2 separate regions of the Mus musculus genome follow, and region 1 is linked to region 2. The links are chromatin loops, found by intact Hi-C in ENCODE. Cell type or tissue: left cerebral cortex. All regions are shown on one strand.

What was found. Hi-C counts contacts between places; a loop is a spot of excess contacts. Peaks named below come from ENCODE experiments on the same cell type or tissue, not always from the same donor. Only the 100,000 strongest peaks of a DNase experiment are listed, where the experiment ranks them.
Region 1: it touches region 2 in a loop (1.9-fold over the local background); 1 of 42 quality-filtered maps calls a loop at or near these places.

Annotation. Positions count from the first base shown.
Region 1 is chr6:57,528,770-57,533,769 of GRCm38, forward strand. The region is part of intron 1 of Ppm1k (protein phosphatase 1K (PP2C domain containing)); the gene reads right to left. Among named protein-coding and RNA genes, the nearest start is that of Ppm1k, 4.2 kb to the right of the region's middle. In left cerebral cortex, a CTCF peak has its summit at 2,429; a DNase peak (open chromatin) is centred at 2,855; H3K4me3 peaks cover 900 bases; H3K27ac peaks cover 1,005 bases.
Region 2 is chr6:57,820,314-57,825,313 of GRCm38, forward strand. It overlaps Vopp1 (vesicular, overexpressed in cancer, prosurvival protein 1), which reads right to left and starts at 4,812. Exons shown (of 5, transcript NM_146168.1): 1 at 4,614-4,812. The coding sequence starts at 4,667. In left cerebral cortex, no CTCF peak of the experiment used is centred here; DNase peaks (open chromatin) are centred at 2,320, 3,058, 4,234, 4,356 and 1 more place; H3K4me3 peaks cover 1,295 bases; H3K27ac peaks cover 1,236 bases.

The sequences.
Region 1 (5,000 bases), 290 kb before region 2:
AAGATAATACTCCCTCCAGAAGCTATAGGAAGCCAAATGAAAAGCCCAATGCTGGAATGTCTTTTCTAGTTATTGGTCAGGGGTGTCCCAGAAATGACTTAAACAATACAGGCTAACATCATTGCTCTCAGTTGCCCACCAGAACCATATGGAAAGACCCCACTGCTGAAACCACCATGTAGTTTGTTCACAGAGACTGCTTTGTAAATTTCAATCTCTATACCACAGCTTAGTGCAGCTCTCAAAGATCGCTGGAGGTAGGCATCTTTTTGTTTGGACTGTTACTCATGCAGAAATTCACAACCCATCCAAGGGAAGAGAATAATTATTTGTAGAGTACTCAAAACAAAAGTGGTACATTATACTACACCTCTCCTCACAAGGGTCAGGAGTCAGCTATAGTAGCTGTGGGTCATAACTGCTTTGGGGAGTTCAGCGACCCTTTCATCAGGGGTTGCCAAAGACTGTGGGAAACACATTATTTACAGTTATGATTCATAACAGCAAAATTGCAGTTATCAAGTAGCAACAAAAAAAAACCCACAATTTTATGGTTGGGGTCACCACAACATGAGGACCTGCATTAGGAACACTGAAAACCACTGCTCTAAGAAAATGGAGCAGAAAGATGCTAAGACCTGTCAACTGAGGATGTGTGATGGGAAACAGTGTCTTCTGAACATGACACCATTACTGCAGTAGGAAACTCAGAGCAGATGTGGTTGCCTACACAAGACCATCTGAGTCAGCATTCAAGGATGAATGGGGGTCCACTCATAGGTACTTTCCCAACTCACCCCTGAGGTGCTATGTACAGCTGATGGAGAGGGAGAGTTAGCTTTTCTTTATGGATAACTTTTAGGGGTTTTTTTGTTTGGTTGGTTGGTTTTTGGTTTTGGGGGTTTTTTTTTGTTTTTTTTTTTTTTTTTGTTTTTTTGGTTTTTTTTTTTTTTTTTTTTTTTTTTTTGTCCCAAGTAGGTTTGACTATGCTCTCTGGATGGTTCCACACTCATGAATAGACGGCCAGTATAAATTGGAAATATAGTCAAGGGAGAAAATAAAAAAGACACAAAGTTGAAGGGAGGTGGGATTGGGGAGTATATTTTAGAGGAGTTACGAGAAAAAGTCAGGGGGTGGGTAAGTGTGATCAAAATATATTGTACGAAATTCTTAAAAACATTATAAAATTATTTTTGGCTAAATTTTGAGAGATACAGCAAATGGGTAATACACACGGTGTTGTATCTATCTGTGAGGGTGTTTTTTAGAGTCTATGGGATATGAGTTAGTGTCCAAAACAAACAGAGGGCAAAAGACTCATACTAAATATAGGTGACACCATGGGACAATGAACAGAATGGGGGTATTTTTGATGCTGATCCAGTGAACACCAGAATCCAGCTTCCCAAGACTTTGAATGAAGATTCACACCAGTGATTGTCCAGGATGCTTACAGACCTTCAGATTCATACTGGGATCATGGAAACATTCAAATAGTACTTCTGGGGCCCATTAGTTCTCACTAGAACAAATTATTTGGAAGCCTTGGCCCAGCTGGCCCCAGAATTTGCTCTCCGGCTCCCTGGCTAGGGGAGTCCATGTTCCTCTCTTGTGTGTCTTCCTGTTTCCATGGTACCATCTGCCATAAAGTGCTCACCAGAACACTTGCCAGCGCCATGGCCTTGAAGAGACAGAGCAACATGAATGAAAGTCACTTAAACACTTTATTTTTATTTATTTTTTTACACCTATTGATTTAGCTATATTATGGGAAGGTGGTGCTCTGGTGTACATGTGGAAGCCACAAAACTTCTTAAAGGAGCTGGCTCTCACCTTCTGCCATGTTGGTTCCAGTGACAGAACAAGGAAAAAAAACACTAGTCCTTTTTTTTTCCCCAAAGACAAGATATTATTTATTACAAAGAAATTCAGGAGATAAAAACTACTTCCCAGTTCACTATATGAGAGGAAGTGCTAACAGCATATTATCTAGTCCAGGCTACCCTCTCCTATGTCATGGATTAGTCTTTCGAAGATTTATGCCTCAGGGTAGGGGAATGCCAAGGCCAGGAAGTGGGAGTGGGTAGGTTGGGGCGGGGGGAGGGTATAGGGGATTTTTGGAGAGGAAACTAGGAAAAGGGATAGCATTTGAAATGTAAATGAAGAAAACATCTAATAAAAACTAAACAAACCAGACTAAAAACACTAGTCTTAAGCAGCAATTACCTTAACTCACTGAGCCATCTCTCACTGGTCCTAAACAAACTTTTTTTTTTTTAAATATTACCCCAAGATACAGCCTTCAGTAAAAGTGTGTGAGATATAGGTGGCAGCAATGAGAAGTTTCAAACTAATGTAACATAGCACGTAATAGTTACTGACAGAAGTAACTGTTAGAGCAGTCGAAAGCAAGTTGAGAGAAAACAGAGATTACCAAAGCGCCCTCTCTGGCTTCAGCCTGAAATCATGTGTACCAAATGTCCTGCTACTTAGCAGAAATGCAGGACAGTAGAGAAATGATTCAAGTTTTACAACAAGACTTCTAGGATACTCTTGCCCTCCTTTTATGTTTCTTTCTAATGCTCAAAAATAAATAACAATTAAATGATAAACACAACTGCAGTCTCAGCGGAGAACAAATATCCACAAGACATATTATTGGATGGTAAGATAAGGTAAAAGTGGAGAGTGTCTTTGAGCCTCTAACATTTATCATCAACTTGACCTTGCTCTATATTATCCACACTGTTACTTTTGAAAGTCAGCAGCAGGGCAGTTATCAATAAACAACTGCTGGAGAGCATTTTGTTGGCAGAGGTTCAGTGTGAGGAGCTATACAGCTGGCTCCTCAGTGATGCAGAACTAGGTCAGTACCACCTACGCAAGGAGATTTATGTGGTTCCCTCTCCTTTGCAGCCACACCACAACTATACCACACTGATCCCTTTCAGAGACCCAAGAAAACTATTCAAAGGCAACTTGTGTTCCCAAGCTACATGAGGACTTTCAATTAAACCTGCTCACAACCCAGAGTTGTAGCTTATTGGTTGAAAACCCTCAATTCAAAAATCTAACCAGTTCCCACCAAACAAAAAACAAAACAGCAAGAGAGAGAGAGAGAGAGAGAGAGAGACAGACAGACAGACAGACAGACAGACAGACAGACAGACAGAGACAGAGAAGCATCGTTACTCCAAACCAAACAAAGGTCTACACTGAGAAAGATTTCTCCTGCTTCAAGTTGAGGAAAAACAAAACACAGCATCATCAGCCTGAGAGGTCTTGGAATGCCAGCAAAAATAGCCATGAACTGAACAGCAGATGAGAGGGGCAGAGTGGAAGTGTGAAAGACCACACTTAGAAAAGAGTGGAGGACAACCTGACAGGGGCCTAAGCAGTCTCTATGTTTATCAGCTCAGTGAGCTTGAGCCAGGATAAGCTTATCAGCTTCTCCACTAAGAAGCAGCTACTTAACAAGGTGTTTATAATCAGGAATGCCACTCTGTGGTTTAGAAATCTAAGCTAACTGATGTTAGTAAACCATTTAAACAATTATATGTAAGCTTTCAAAGTGAAGCATCCGTCATTCCTGATACTACACAAAATATCCCAGGAAACTAATGGAACATGTACAAAGCATATACACAAACAATGCATAAACTTTAAACTATGCCAAGGAAAAAAATAAAGAAAAATAATTTGCCTGGAATCCTAGATATAAAACATAACCAATCTAAAATATATTGGTAATTGTATATAAAAGGAAAAATGGTAATCTTGCCCGAACTATTTCAAATTCTTTCTTATTTCTCAACCAAAACAAAATGTATCACAACTTAACCACATCAGTCTTTTTTTTTAATTTATTTATTATTATAAATAAGTACATTATTGCTGTCTTCAGACACAGCAGAAGAGGGGGTCAGATCTCATTATAGGTGGTTGTGGGCCACCATGTGGTTGCTGAGATTTGAATTCAGGACCTTTAGAAGAGCAGTCAGTGCTCTGACCCACTGAGCCATCTCGCCAACCCCACATCAGTCTTTAAAAATATGTTTGTGTATGTCCAAAAGTAAAAACGCATTCTAGGGGCTGGAGAGATGGCTCAGCGATTAAGAGCACTGACAGCAGTCTTGAGTTCAAATCCTAGCAACCACAAGGTGGCTCACAAACATCTGTGACACCCTTTTCTGTTGTGTCTGAAGAGAGGGACCTTGTACTCACATACATAAAATAAATAAATCTTTTAAAAATATGCATTCTAGATTATGTTCTCTATTATAAATTTCTGAAAATACGCCTTTTCCACCATTTCCTCCTGATTTGTGTGACTATGTCTTTCTCCCCATCTTCCTCCTCAACCTGATACTTTAAAACTGACAAGTTAAGAAGTAAAGAAATAAATAGAATTGCAATGTTAGAACAATGTTATTGCCATATAAGTAATTCCATTTAGCAGAAATTTCAGCCCCAAAAGTTTAAGAAGCTGTGAGATCATCTTCAAGACAGTACTGTGAAACCCACTTTTCCAGAACAACAACTTCAGGCCAAAGGAGTTTGATTCCCAACACTTAGGAGATGGAGGCAGGAGGATCAGGAGTTAATGCCCAGTCTGGACTACTTAACACCCAGTCTCAACTCATGGGCCTTGTGAAGTTTGCCAGTCACCATTTGATTTCATAGCACAAGGACCCACACATGCAGATGCAAGACTACTGCACCAACTTTCCTTTTCATATTTCTCAGATGTTTTACTTGCTCAGCAGTTTAACCCCTGAGCTTTTTCAATTTCATTTTTGGAAAAAGGAGTCCTATCTCGATAGCAGGTTTTGGCACTGGAATCTGAATGTCAAAAACTATTCAAAGGGGAAGTTTATTATTATCACTTTACACAAGAACTCGGCAGGATTAACTGACTGAGGGTTCTGGCAGTCAGCAGAGGGCTTGGAGTTTCCTCCCTCCAGGAAGCTGGTGAGGTAACTAGAAAGTGGCACTTTGGT
Region 2 (5,000 bases):
TGGCACAACTGAAAGTTATCATGTAGAAGAATGTGAATTGATCCATTCTTATCTCCTTGTACAATGGTGAAGTCTAAGTGGATCATGGAACGTCACAAAAAGCCAGAGACACTGAAACTTATAGAGGAGACAGTGGGGGAAAGCCTCAAAGATGTGGGTACAGGGAAAAATTCCTGAACAGAACAGAAATGGCTTGTGCTTTAAGATCAACAATAGACAAATGAGACCTCATAAAATTGCAACGCTTCTGTAAGGGAAAAGATACTGTTAACAAGGCAAAAAGGCCACCACTAGATTGGGAAAGGATCTTTACCAATCCTAAATCTGATAGGGAACTAATATCCAATATATACAAAGAACTCAAGAAGCTGGACTCCAGAAAATCAAAAAACCCTATTAAAAATGGGGTACACAGCTAAACAAAGAATTCTCAACTGAGGAATACTGAATGTCTGAGAAGCACCTGAAAAAATGTTCAGCATCCTTAATCATCAGGGAAATGCAAATCAAAACAACCCTATGATTTCACCTTATACCAGTCAGAATGGCTAAGATCAAAAATTCAGGTGACAGCAGATGCTGGAGAGGATGTGGTGGAAGAGGAATACTTCTCCATTGCTGGTGGGGTTGCAAGCTTGTACAACCACTCTGGAAATCAGTCTGGCGGTTCCTCACAAAATTGGACACAGTACTTCAGAGCATCCAGCAATACCTCTCCTAGGCATATACCCAGAAGATGTTCCAACTGGTAATAAGGTCACATACTCTACTATGTTCATAGTAGTCTTATTTATAATAGTCAGAAGCTGTAAAGAACCCAGATATCCCTCAACAGAGGAATGGATACAGAAAATGTGGTACATTTACACAATGGAGTACTACTCAGCTATTAAAAAGAATGAATTTATGAAATTCCTAGGCAAATGGATGGATCTGGAGGTAGCCCAATCACAAAAGAACTCCCATGATATGCACTAACTGACAAGTGGATATTAGTTCAGAAACTTAGAATACCCAAGATACAATTTGCAAAACATATGAAACTCAAGAAGCAGGAAGACCAAAGTGTGGATATTTTGTTCTTACTTAGAATTGGGGATTAAAATACCCATGTAGGGGGTTACAGAAACAACGTTTGGAGCTGAGATGGAATGAAAGATCATCCAGAGACTGCCCTACCTGGGGATCCATCTCATAAACCGCTACCAAACCCAGACACTATTGCATATGCCAGCAAGATTTTGGTGAGAGGACCCTGATATAGCTGTCTCTTGTGAGGCTATGCAAGTGCCTGGCAAATACAGAAGTAGATGCTTATAGTCATCTATTAGATGGAACACAGGGTTCCTAATGTAGGAGCTAGAGAAATTACCCAAGGAGCTAAAGGGGTTTGTAACTCTATAGGAGGAACAACAATATAATCTAACCAGTACCTCCAGAGCTTATGTGTGTCTAGCTGCATATGTAGCAGAAGATGGCCTAGTCGGCCATCATTAGCAGGAGAGGCCCTTGGTCTTGCAAAGATTATATGCTCCAATACAGGGGAATGCCAGGGCTAGGAAGCTGAAGTGGGTGGGTTGGGGAGCAGGGCTGGGGGTAGGGTATAGGGGACTTTCGGGATAGCATTCGAAATGTAAATCAAGGAAATATATAATTAAAAAAAAACTAAAACTAAACTAAAATAAAATAAAACGAGAAAGCTCAGACTAAAACCTTACATTAAATTTGCATGTGACAAATCATTAAATGTTTTTGTTGTTGTTGCTGTTTTGAGACACAGCTTCTCCTTTTAGCCTTGGCTGTCCTGGCACTCAACAGGGCACAGCTCTCTACCGGAAATCAGGCACTGAAGATAATCATCATGTAAACGGGAGCGACCTAGAAAACACATGTTACCAGCATCCAGATAGTGAACTTCAGGAATGCATCAGAGCTCAGCCCTTGGGAGGTTGTCAGCCCTTCAAAGAAGTTTTAAATTCCCCATTAAGATAAAACAATTCAATCAGACATGGTGACCCATCCCTGTAATCATAGCATGTGGGAGACTGAGGCCTAGGCTACATAGGAAGATCCTGTCTTAAGAAGGACTGTAGCTGAATAGAGTATTGGCCCAGCATGTGTAAGGTTCAGACTCCCTCTGGTAGCTAAGAAAACAATAAAATTAAATTAAATGAACAAATCCAAGAATGCAGATTGCAGAAGAGGGCCTAGTTTGACTACTTTGTTCAAGGCCCTGAGGTCCATTCCTGGCACTTGAAAAAAAGTTCCTATGCAATGAAACAGGTTACAGGATAGAACAAAACCTTCTGCACTAAAGGATTAGGCTTTAGACTGATGATGTCAGCAGGCTGACAAGGAAAGCAGGTTGTAGGGGCATTAATATACTTTTCACTTGAACACAGGAGACAACCAATTTCCTGCTCCTCTTTCCTCACCAAGACCAGTGGGCTTTTTCCCTGACTGAAAGTATTCAGTGGTCTTTCAAATCTCCCACAAGAAGCGGGGGAGGGTCCTATAGTAGGAACCAATCAGCTTGCCTTTCTTTGTCTGGATTACCCAATCCCCTGTAGTAGCCTGAATCAGCCAACTAAGAGGGAAAGGAAGAACTCACCCCATCCCCAAACATAAAACTTTAGCACTGCCTGACACAACTCTGATTTCCAGGTCTTCTGCATTCTCTCTCTCTCTCTCTCTCTCTCTCTCTCTCTCTCCCTCCCTCCCTCCCTCCCTCCAGGTGCTGAGACCTTGTTTTTACTGCCTTATTTTTTTAAATCAGCACAGAAAAAAAGTCCATTCCAAAAAACTCTTGACAACCAACGTCACTATGATGGCATCAAATCAACAAAGCAGTAGATTAAAAAAAAACAAAAAAAAAACTGATGACAAGCAACAATCTTAGCGCATCATATTTGATGTTACTTTTGGTTTCCCTTCTCCCCCAGAAAAGCTAATTCAATTGACTTGACTCATTTTGAAGGCTTTTCCACTGCTGGCCCTTGAATGTAAAGCCTTAGAGTGTTGGCAGGTCTGCCACTTCTCTCATGTTCATTTCCTCAATAAACATCGTTCGAATACAAAAATATAGAAAAGAAAATGAAAAAATAAACACAACCAGAAAGAACACCCACCCTAATAAAAATAAAATCAGCAGTTTTGAAGCAGACTTTTAGGATACACACAAAGCTAAGTTGGAGACAGGAGTGGCACAAATATAGAAACAAGAGAACCCCAGATAATCTTCCTTACACACACACAGACACACACAGACACACACACACACACACACACACACACACACACACACACACACATGCAAATGAGATTGCCAGATTACAAAATTTACCTCAACGGAGATATGCTGAGGTAAACACACGTTTATTTTTGTAAACAGTGCTCTCTGGTTTGCTTTTCTACAGCAACCAATGTTGAATCATTACCCAGAGGGTTTGGTTTCTAAGCTTTTAAAAATATGAACAACAAGAAGAAAGAAAACCAGAAGTGGCACTTCTCAAAAACGTTAAATGTTAAAAAAGAAGAAGAAGAAGAAGAAGAGGAGGAGGAGGAGGAGGAGGAGGAGGAGGAGGAGGAGGAAGGAGAAGGAGAAGGAGAAGGAGAAGGAGAAGGAGAAGGAGAAGGAGAAGGAGAAGGAGAAGGAGAAGGAGAAGGAGAAGGAGAAGGAGAAGGAGAAGAAGAAGAAGAAGAAGAAGAAGAAGAAGAAGAAGAAGAAGAAGAAGAAGAAGAAGAAGAAGAAAGGAAAGAGAGAGAGTGAGCGAGAGAAACAGAAAGAAAAGAAAAAAGAGGTATTTCAAAGAAAAACGAGCAATCTTTGCTCTGATCCGAACTTAGAGCTTGGAGAAACTGTTCCCTTAACTCTCCTGGAAAGAAAGACTTTTCCTCCAGCATAAATGAGAATCTTTCCAAGCACCGCTGACTCCCCAACCAAGGAAGTTTACAGTTTTCTGAGGCAGGACAGTGATAGTCAGAGGGGCATCCTTACCCACTTAAACTGACTTTATTAATACAAAAATCTTTCAAAATACTGAAGCTGTGGAGGTATGAACAAACCTCCAAACCCCAATCCATATTTTACACACCAGATTTTACACATCCACTCTTTTGCCTTTGAATGAACCCGCTGGAGCAGGAAGGGTGGTTCGCGTCACAGGATGTCGCAGTTCAGTCGACCGCAGCCCCGCTCTAACCCTGGCTGTACCTCGGCGGTGCTTCCACCCACCATCAAGTTTCCGCGGCTTCACAACAGTACACCAACCACCCAAGCTCCCCGTGGGATTTTTCTCCTCGCCTCTAAAAGCCTGCACTTCATCTCCAAAGGCAGAAATGTCCCTGTCCCTCCTACCAGCTGCGGGAGGCGCCGCCCCAGGCCCCGAGAGACAGGGAGCGCGTGTGGACACGCACAAAGGTCCCTCCCGGGGACGCAAGCCCGAGCAAGCAGCGAGAGGGAAACGGGGCGCCGACAGGAGGAGGAGGCGCGCAGGGAGGACAGGGGGTCCCGGCATCAGACCCCTCCGCCGCCCCACACCGCAGACTCGCGAGCTCCGCAATGCCCTTCCCGCGTCCCTTCTCCCGAAGGCGCGGGGAACCGGCGGCCCTACCTCCACTAGCAGCCCGAGCAGCAGCGCCGCCACCCTGCCGAGCCGGCGGCCCATGGCTCCAGCGAGGACCGTCCGAAGCCGGGCTGTACGGCCAGCTCAGGGCCAGTCCGCACCCCGGGACGGGCGGGTGGACTCCGGGGATACGAGCTGAAGCCGGCAGAAGGACGCGCGGCAAGCCGGCGGAGCTCGAGGACGTGCCAGGCCGCCCTCGCCGCGCGCCCCCGATCCACCTCACGGGCGCGCGCTCGTGGGCTCGGAGCCTGCAAAGTCTGTGGAGCGCGCTGCGGGACGCGGAGACAGCGGGGCTGGGTGAGAAGACGGCCTGATGTCTCCTCTCTCGGAAGAGACCATCTTGTCTCACCTTGATAGTTCTGGGAAGGTTTTTAT